Linked DNA regions of Homo sapiens: all the other regions are linked to region 3. Evidence: chromatin contacts called from ENCODE Hi-C or POLR2A ChIA-PET data. All regions are on one chromosome and are shown on one strand. The core of a region is the stretch at or near the end of the contact, and the rest is flanking DNA. Distances in the headings are between cores, read along the strand shown.

Evidence for each region. A loop is a pair of places that touch in the nucleus more often than their neighbours do. ChIA-PET counts read pairs that join two places held with the same protein, here RNA polymerase II (POLR2A). Pooled maps may share reads with other maps.
Region 1: a loop to region 3 is called in a pooled map, with 2.4 times the contacts of the local background. The contact joins the promoter of ADCY6-DT here to the promoter of CCDC184 in region 3. A Hi-C loop is called at or near these places in 10 of 50 pooled maps. POLR2A ChIA-PET finds 5 or more read pairs at or near these places in 3 of 52 experiments (Caco-2, PC-9 and Panc1).
Region 2: a loop to region 3 is called in a pooled map, with 2.6 times the contacts of the local background. The contact joins the promoter of CACNB3 here to the promoter of CCDC184 in region 3. A Hi-C loop is called at or near these places in 2 of 168 maps with a recorded cell type or tissue (IMR-90 and gastrocnemius medialis), 2 of 37 single-sample maps with no recorded cell type and 13 of 50 pooled maps. POLR2A ChIA-PET finds 5 or more read pairs at or near these places in 1 of 52 experiments (Panc1).

Annotation. Positions count from the first base shown.
Region 1 is chr12:48,787,722-48,790,536 of GRCh38, forward strand. ADCY6-DT (ADCY6 divergent transcript) reads left to right here and starts at 1,426. Exons shown (of 3, transcript NR_110019.1): 1 at 1,426-1,506; 2 at 2,264-2,398; 3 at 2,592-2,814. ADCY6 (adenylate cyclase 6) reads right to left here and starts at 1,368. Exons shown (of 22, transcript NM_015270.5): 1 at 1,185-1,368. RefSeq lists an enhancer at 1-315.
Region 2 is chr12:48,817,119-48,819,818 of GRCh38, forward strand. It overlaps CACNB3 (calcium voltage-gated channel auxiliary subunit beta 3), which reads left to right and starts at 1,378. Exons shown (of 13, transcript NM_000725.4): 1 at 1,378-1,856. The coding sequence starts at 1,812. RefSeq lists a silencer at 1,176-1,645.
Region 3 is chr12:48,182,050-48,184,968 of GRCh38, forward strand. It overlaps CCDC184 (coiled-coil domain containing 184), which reads left to right and starts at 1,595. Exons shown (of 1, transcript NM_001013635.4): 1 at 1,595-2,919. The coding sequence starts at 2,074. The coding sequence ends at 2,658.

The DNA.
Region 1 (2,815 bases), core at 176-2,675, 610 kb after region 3:
GAGTGTTGGTCCATTTGCACTCTCACAGATCTGCTGTTCTTCATACCACCGGCTCCCACAGCCACAGCCATGTCCCATTCAGCCTGGCAGGCCCAGGCTCAGTGCCTCCCAGACCTCAAGTCCCTCCCAAACCCTGATCAGGCTGAGACCAGAGTTTGGAACCAGCCAAGGCCAAGGCCCAGCCCTAAGGATGGCTCTGCCCACTGCCTTGCCAAGCCTTCCTGGCCACCTCCTGTCTATCCCATCCCCAGGGCCCATCTGCCCCTGCCCTCCTTGGCAAAAGGAGGCTCCAGGGGATTAAAAACGACTTCAGAAAGTTCATGGTAAGAGGCACTGCCCAGGCGGGGCCCAGCAGTGCCAGCACCACCCACCATACTCGGACATGGGCCTCAATTCTTCAATTCTGGGCCTTTCCAGATGTAGAGGAGCCTACCCAGGGCCTGTATCTGTCGGTCCAGTGCCCGCTGCCGCCTTCTCCCATCCCCAGTCCTCACTCTCCCTAAAGATTACAGAGGGCTCCCACATCACCCTTTACTATGCAACCCCCACCAGGTCCCTCCAGCTCACAGGGGTAATCTGGTAAGGAGAGGATATGGGCAAAGAGGCTCCCACGCCTGATTCCACCTCTAGCCTTTCAGTCGAGCCCCAGAGTCTGCTTTGAATAAAGTCAGCTCCCCTGCCCACCCTGCGGCAGGCCTTGGGGGATGTGGGGAGCCGACCCCACCCCTTTCATTCCCAAGGTTTTGGGTGAGGGGAAGGAGAGGGACTCCCGCAGACAGAGGGCATCCCTCCCTCTGCCCAGGCCGGTTCCTCTCCCCTAAATGGAATCTCCCCCAAACTCGGAGACACCCCACAGCCCCGCAGCAAAAAACTCAGGCCAGCCCCTCCCCCAGTACGTGCCAGATCCTCCTGGCCTCCGGGCCAGCCTGGAACTCGCCCCGTGGAGGGAGGCAGGCGGCGGGCGACGGGGGTGGCGAGCGCCGGACCTAGGAGTCCTCGATCCCACTGCCTCCATGACTTCCCTTTGCCAACCCCAACTCCCTCGGGCAACACTGCCGAGACGACCCGTCCAAGGCTTCGGCGCCCCCACCCACAAACTCTTGTCGAGAGCCGCTCGGGTGCGTTCCAATCCTGGCGCACCGGGAGCCCGAGCGGCCACTTCCCCTAGCCCTCAGCGCGCTCACCTGCCGGCCCGGCTCCGCGCCTGCCCTGGGCCCCCGCCCCGCCGCCCCCGCGGGCTCCGGCCGGCCGGCCGGCCGTCCCGCGGTCCTCCGAGCCCGCGCGTCCTGGCCGTCCCGCCCGCCGTCCGCCGTCCGCCGTCCGCCCGGCCCTCGCCCCCTCCCGAGCTGTCCAGCGCAGCCGCCCTCTACCCCGGATCCAGAAGTCCCCTCCCCGCTGGCTCCCGGACTCCCCGCCTTAAAGGCACAAGCTCCTTTTGTCTGGGCATCCCCCTCCCCCTCCCCAGAAGTGGGGGCCGAGTTGCCCACTCCCCTTCCTAGCAGCGGGGTAGGGGCGGAGGAGGCCAAATAATGGGACCCCTCCCTCCGCGCGCCCCCTCCTCTCCTCCGGCCGCTTCCTCCCCCAGTCCTGGGAAGACAAGCAGCTACTGTTCTGGGATCAAGACCCCGCGGGGAGGGGACCTCGCAGCCCGGTCCCCTTCCCTTCACCCCGGCCGCCTCCTCCGGCATTCCTCTCCCGCCCTCACCCCGGGGGTCCCCGAGCGCGCCCGCAAACCCACCCCTCACGGCTACATCCCCCGCCCCGCCCACCGAGGGTCGCCTTCCTTCCTGTCAGGGTCCCAGGGGTTGGGCCGGCGCCCCGCGCCCACTCTTCATCCCCAATTCCTCCCTGCCCCTGCCCCAGCCCCAGCCCCCACCTAGCCATTCCCGCCCTGCCTGTCACGGCCCTGCGCCCTCCCGCGGGAACTCAGTTTAATAATTAATTAAGCTCTCATTCCACAAGGCGCCAGGTGTGTGCGGCCTGCTTGCCCGCACACCACTTCTTTCCTCTTCCCCCCAGTCTCTGGGGCAGCGGCCCCGAGGCGAACCTCGGGGCCCAGTGGAGGGACCCAGGGAAGGGGCACTCTCCCTGCCGCCCCCACAACCCCCCGCCCTACTCTCTGGGAGCCCCTCCCCCGCACCTGCCAACTTGCAGCCTCACCCCCAGGCATCTTTTACCCAAAGGGCTGTGCTTCTCTGCTGGGGGTTGGAGGGGCTACTGGGGTGCATTGCTAAGTGCACGAACTGAGAAACTGGGTCTTTAGTTATTTCCAGCACGGAGCAGCTGCCCAAGTTACCTGGGAGATGGGAAAATCGTGTGAAAGCTGGTTAACCCTTTGAGGATTAGAGTAATGGTGGAAGCAGAAAGGAGAAGGAGTTTCACTCCAGGATGTACGTAGGTGAGTGTGACTTTAGAGGGGGTGCCATTCTGGAGCTGGGAAGAAGGCAGCCTGCCTGGCTTCCTTTTGAGGCCCCCTCTCCATTCCCTCAGTCAGACCTCTAGCTCCTCCTTCCAATTCAGCCCTTCCCCAAGCAGCCTATTCCCCACCCAAGATCCCAAGACCTAGGTATCTGAAGATGCTTCCTCCTCAGGACCAGCCCTCCCTGCAGTCCTGTCCTTCAAGACTCAAGTCTTGTCCACTCCAAATCACCACTGGGATTCCTAAGTCCAGGACAGAGCTTCAGGCAAGGAAAAGAAGAGTTGGGAAAGCCAGTTTCCAACATTTATCAGCCACGTGTACCTGCAAACTATATACCTTGGGTAAATCATCAATCTCTTGAAATGGGAATAAAACCATCTGCCTTGTCTTTCTTAC
Region 2 (2,700 bases), core at 128-2,627, 630 kb after region 3:
ACAAAGTTGTTTGTCAAACCCAGCATGAGGAAGGTGCTGGGCAGGGCTGCTCTGGGCCACCCACAGTAGACAGACTAAAGATGTCAGTCTGAAGATGCAGCTCTTCTTTGTCTTGCCAAGATAACACCGATAAGTGACCCAGGTGGGAAGCCACTTGGTTTGGGTGGGCTTTCTCTCTCCCATGCACAGTGCTTTCTACCATAGATCTTACTAAGCCATGTCAGAGTTTTGGATTTCTGATTCTCCTCAAGCCAAGGAGGGATGAGCAGATTGCTGAACTCCCGGGTGTGAGAAATTGGGAAGGAAAAGGACTGAGCTCAGGGCCAAGAGCATGGGCACCAGGAGGCCTCCAAGTGTAACCCCTGTCTACGCACATCCTCCTCGTGGGGCACAAAGGTAGGCAGTCAAAAATCAAAGAAGGAATTTTGCTCAGGAGATGAAAAAAGGAAAGAGCTCAAATGGGTGGATCTTTGGGGAAAGTTTCCTCAAGATAAGGGCTGCGGCTCTCTTACCCCAAATCTCAATGCTCCTGTAAAGGAGACTGAGTGGTGCAGAGTGGTACAAGCCCTTCTGCTAAGGGGAGAATCTGGCCTTACCCTAGTGACTCCGAGGAGACTGGCCCTTTCCTCTCCCAACCCGAGTGTAGCCAGGATCCCACCCACAACTATCCCCCTACCTCCACCCTCTGGCTTCTTTCCCCTTCCCTTTAGGCTCACCTAAAACAGCCCCTTTCTGCCCCAGTTCCCACGGATGCCTTGGCACTGTCTGGCACAATCCTTGGCAGGGAAGTGGGGAAGGGAACCCCCATCCTGGCAGGACTAAGACAAAATCTATCCGTGCAACAGGTGTGGGGAGGCCTACCCAGCTCACGGAAAGTTCCCCCCTTCTCAAGGGTTGGGCAACACCGCCTTTGCCGCAGCGTCCCCGTACTGAGGGGGCCGGGCACCTGTTGGGGCAGGAGCTGCCGTCCTGTCATTAGCCTGGGGGCACCAAGCCCATTCCTCCCCGGGACCACTGCGGGGTTTGCTTTCGGAGCCTCCGGGACGCACGGGCCCAGACCCGCCCTGCTGTCGCCTGGGACCCCTCCCCCGTCTGCCGCTCGTTCCCGCGCCTCTTCTGTCTCCCACGGTCTCCCCATTTTCCTGTCCTCTCCGTCCTCCCTCTGCCTCTCTCTCTCCGGTTTCCTCGACACCTGCGCCCTCTCCAGTCTCCGCCCGGGTCGCGTCTCCCTCGCGGTCTCAGCGCCCCCTCCCTCCCCCGCCGCAGCCCTTTGTTTCCCGGCGGAGTAGTTCCTGGGTTGCCGAGCGTCTCTGTCTCCGCATCTCTCCTCGCCCCGCCTCCTCCCTGCCTGGATCCGCCCTGCCCGCAGCCTCTCCTCCCCTTCCTCCCCGCCGCCACGGCCCCGTAGGTGCTCGGGGACCCACCTTCCACCTAGCACGGGTTCGTTCCCCTCTCCCGGCCTGGCCCGGGCTCCCCGGTGGCCGCCGCCCCCTCGCCGCCCCCGCCTTCTCCCGGGGAGGGGGTCAGGTGGGCGGGCACTATTGTTGTAGGAGCCGGCGCCAGATTCCTCAGCCGCGCTCGGGGTGGGACCGGCTGGGTTTGGGGGGGTGGGGTGGGGGGAGCGGTGATCTGAGCTCCGAGCAGCTGGTCTTCGCGGCTCGCTCCCTCCTTCGCGCTCTCTCGCTCCCTGCCGCCGCCCGCAGGGCTGCGGGGCTCGGTGGCATCTCCCGGGCGCGGCCCGCAGTCCTTGCCCCTGCCTCCGGGCCGCTCCCGCCCCCGGCGCCGCTCGCTCCCCCGACCCGGACTCCCCCATGTATGACGACTCCTACGTGCCCGGGTTTGAGGACTCGGAGGCGGTGAGTGCCCACGATGAGGGTGGGGGCGGGGAAGTTGGGGTGACACCTCCTCTCCCTTCAACCCTTTCCCCGGTTCAGGACTTTGAAAAACGCCTCAGTGGCAGGGCAGGGTTTGTAGGGGGGCGCTCTAAGAACGTGGGGAGATGGATTTTCATGCCAAGCGTTCCCCAGCGACCCAGACTCAGACCCTGGGGCATCGGGTGTGTGCAGAGAGGGGGCAGTATAGGGGAAGGGCTCAAGCAGGTGGCTCCACGGCCCAGGAAAGAGGGGTGGGAGAAGGCAGGGCTGGAGGCCGAGGGCACAGAGGCTCTGGAGAGGGAACACGCCATGTCTGGAGTTCCAAATTCTGGATTTCTGGGGTCTGAACACAACAGCTAGGAGAGCCGCCGAGGTGGTTGGGGAGGCAGACATTCTAGACCTCTTGTGCCTCAAGCAAACGACACATCAGGGAGCTGAGAGGACATCAGGGAGCCAGGGGCCAACCTCTTCAGACAGACGGATCCTAAAACTTGAGGAGCTCCATTATTCCCTTCCACCCCCTCCATCTCTGCGCATTGCCTCATCTCCTCACCCTTTCTCTAGCCCAGTTTCTCTCCCAGGCTGAAACCTGGGCGCCCAGCACATGGGTAGGCCAGGTGACTGAGCCCCATCTATTCCACAGCCCCCTGCTGAGGCTTCCTCTGCAGCGGGCATCCTGAGCTCTTGCCCAGCATGGAGGGCCTGGAGGTGAGGCCAGAGGAGCTGAGGGCCTGGGGATGGAGAGGAAGCGCTTTGCTCAGAGAAACAGGCAACCGATAAATATTTAATTCTCCTCTTTGCTTTTATCTCCTGACCCACTGAGACA
Region 3 (2,919 bases), core at 345-2,844:
CTTAGTTTATTTAAACATTCTGCTGCTGGTCATTTAGGATAGTCCCCACTTGTTTCTATTTTAAAAGCAGTAAGATTGGTATAGGTCAAGCAGTCCTCTAGTGTCACAAAACTTTCCCTGGGCCAGCCTCACTCTTCATCACCAAGCACATAACCAGGGAAACCCAAAGGTAACACATTTGCTGTCACTGAACCGCCAGTCTACAAAACACTCACCTTTACGTAGTTCTTCTCTATCTTGAAGTGATATAGTTTGTTTCTCTTTCCCAGATTTATTCTTATGAACTTCATTTTTGGCTTCCGATCACTTGGCTTCCCTAATTTCCTAGGGTCATTATTAATTATTGTGCTCTGCCCAGGTGCTGATTCCTTCTCAATCTGCAATCATCTACGTATATTAAAGACAATTTTTCTTCTTCCTCCACCCTTCCTGCTCCACCCCTTAAATAGGGAAAGGGCTTGTCACAAAGGTTGGGGATACTCAGTGTATGTCTGAACTTGGGCACTGAAAGAGAGAGCGGGAATTACTCTAACACACAGTCCCCCCATCCATACCCTCCACACAACGGTCAACAGTTTACCTTTTCACCTGTGAGATGATGCAGACTGTTATTCAGAATTAGAAATAGTATTATAGATTATCCAGTCCAATTCCCTAACAGATGAGGAAAATGATGTGGCCAAGGTCGCTGAATGAATAAGTGGCAGAAACGAAACTGAATTCAGGTCTCCTAAAACCCACTACGTTTGGCTTGGGGAGTTCTGGATGAGAGCGTGGGACTTGGTGGTTTTTGTTATTCATTCAATAACTATATTAAGCATCTACATACTAGGTGCCAGGCACTATTTTAGGAGCTGGGGATTCCGTGATGGAGGGTGCAGGGGAGACAAAAATCTCTCCCCTTATGGAGCTTTCATTCTCAAAACTTAAGCACTTGGCCTCCCCATCTGGGACAAACTCCCAGAGACCTGCGTAGGAGCGGTAGGGTCTCATAAAGGAGGGAGTCCCATCCTTCCCCCGCTCCGGTGATTTCTATAGCTAGAGGGCTGATTTACTGCAGAAACCTCCGTAGCGCCCTCCTCCTGCCTCTGCACCGTCAGGCCCGGTGGGTCCGGCTCCAGAGCGCCACCGTGCCCCAGCTCAACTCTGGGATCATTAGCAACAGCCTCTCTACCCTCTCCGCTTTCCTGCGCATCGCTGGAGGACAGGGAGGCAGGACTCGACTTTAGCGCCATCCTCTGAGAAAGGAATGCGGGCTGGAAAAATCTTTCCAGGGCAGTCTCGCTGGGTCTCATACCCCGGCTAGGGGAGGGACGATCTCTCCCGGACTTGGAGGTTTCTGCAGCAGACGGCTCTCTCATACTTCCCTATTAAACATTGCGACCACACGCTCTTTCCAGCCTTGGCCGAAGCCACTGTAGCGTCCCCTCTCCTCCCCCCACCCCGCTAGTCCAGACTCCAGAGCCCCACTGCAGCTTCCAGCCATCCTCCCTTTTTCTTCGCCACTTCCTGGTTACCATGGAGACACACGTCATTTACGTGCCGTGCGTCGCCTTGGAAACAGAGGAGCATCCGCGACACCCCCGGGAGACCCACCCCAGCTGCTGCTGCCACACTCGCGGGCGCTGCCCGGTAATGGCCTGGGGGAGTCCCGAGTCCGACGCGCCGCTGGCCTCAGCCTGGACGCGGACCCCTCCGCGAGCGCGTCTGTGACCCACGGAACCGGCAGGCGCTCTCTGCTTGTGGCGCCCAGAGGGCGGCGCTGACACGGGCGCGATCCGGGAGGCGAGGCAGGGCAGGGCACTTTCGTCCCGGGGCGATCCCAAGAGACGCCGGCTCTGGGACCCTCGCCGGGTCCTCGTCCCGCAGCCTCTTCTCGGCCTCCCGCGATCCTGCCTGCGCCCTCTGCCCAGGACTCGTCTCTCACGTCGGCTCCCCGCCAGTCTCGGGAGCCTCCGCTTCCCTCGGCTCCCGCTAGCCCCTCCCGGGACCTCTCCCCCTCCACCCCCTCCCCCACCCCGGAGGCCGGGCTGGACGCGACCCAGAGCCTCCGCCACCCGCTTCTGCCACTCAATGGAGGACGGTCTGCTGGAGATCATGACCAAGGACGGCGGCGACATGCCGGCGCCCCTGGAGGTGTCCACCGTGCCGGCAGTGGGGGACGTGATCTCCGGGGAGTACAACGGCGGCATGAAGGAACTGATGGAGCACCTGAAAGCCCAGCTGCAAGCCCTGTTTGAGGACGTGAGGGCCATGAGGGGGGCCCTGGACGAGCAGGCCTCGCACATCCAGGTGCTCTCGGACGACGTGTGCGCCAACCAGCGAGCCATCGTCTCCATGTGCCAGATTATGACCACTGCGCCCCGCCAGGGCGGCTTGGGCGTGGTCGGCGGCAAGGGGAGCTTCCAGAGCGACCCCCAAGAGCCGGAGACTCCTTCGCCTGGGATCGGGGACAGCGGCTTGCTGGGTCGCGATCCCGAGGACGAGGAGGAAGAGGAAGAAGAGAAGGAGATGCCCAGCCCCGCCACACCCTCCAGTCACTGTGAGCGCCCCGAAAGCCCCTGTGCTGGTCTCCTTGGGGGGGACGGGCCACTTGTGGAGCCCCTCGACATGCCCGACATTACCCTGCTGCAACTGGAGGGCGAGGCCTCCCTGTGAGGGGACTCCGTGGGGCACTACCTTCCCGGGCTGTCTTTGGGTTTCCGAGTGCATGACGCGAGGGGGACTGAACGGCGCGGTGCGGCATGCTTCACTTGGACAGCTGCTCTTGTGGGTCAGGCAGAGAGAGACTCCCTCGAGGAAGGATTTGTAGGGTGAAGGACTTTGGGAGCATCGAGAATTCTTTCTGCCCAACTAAGCGAATTATAGCGAACTGCGGAAAGGTGAGGCTCCGGGAGAGGAAGCGCCCATCTCTGGACT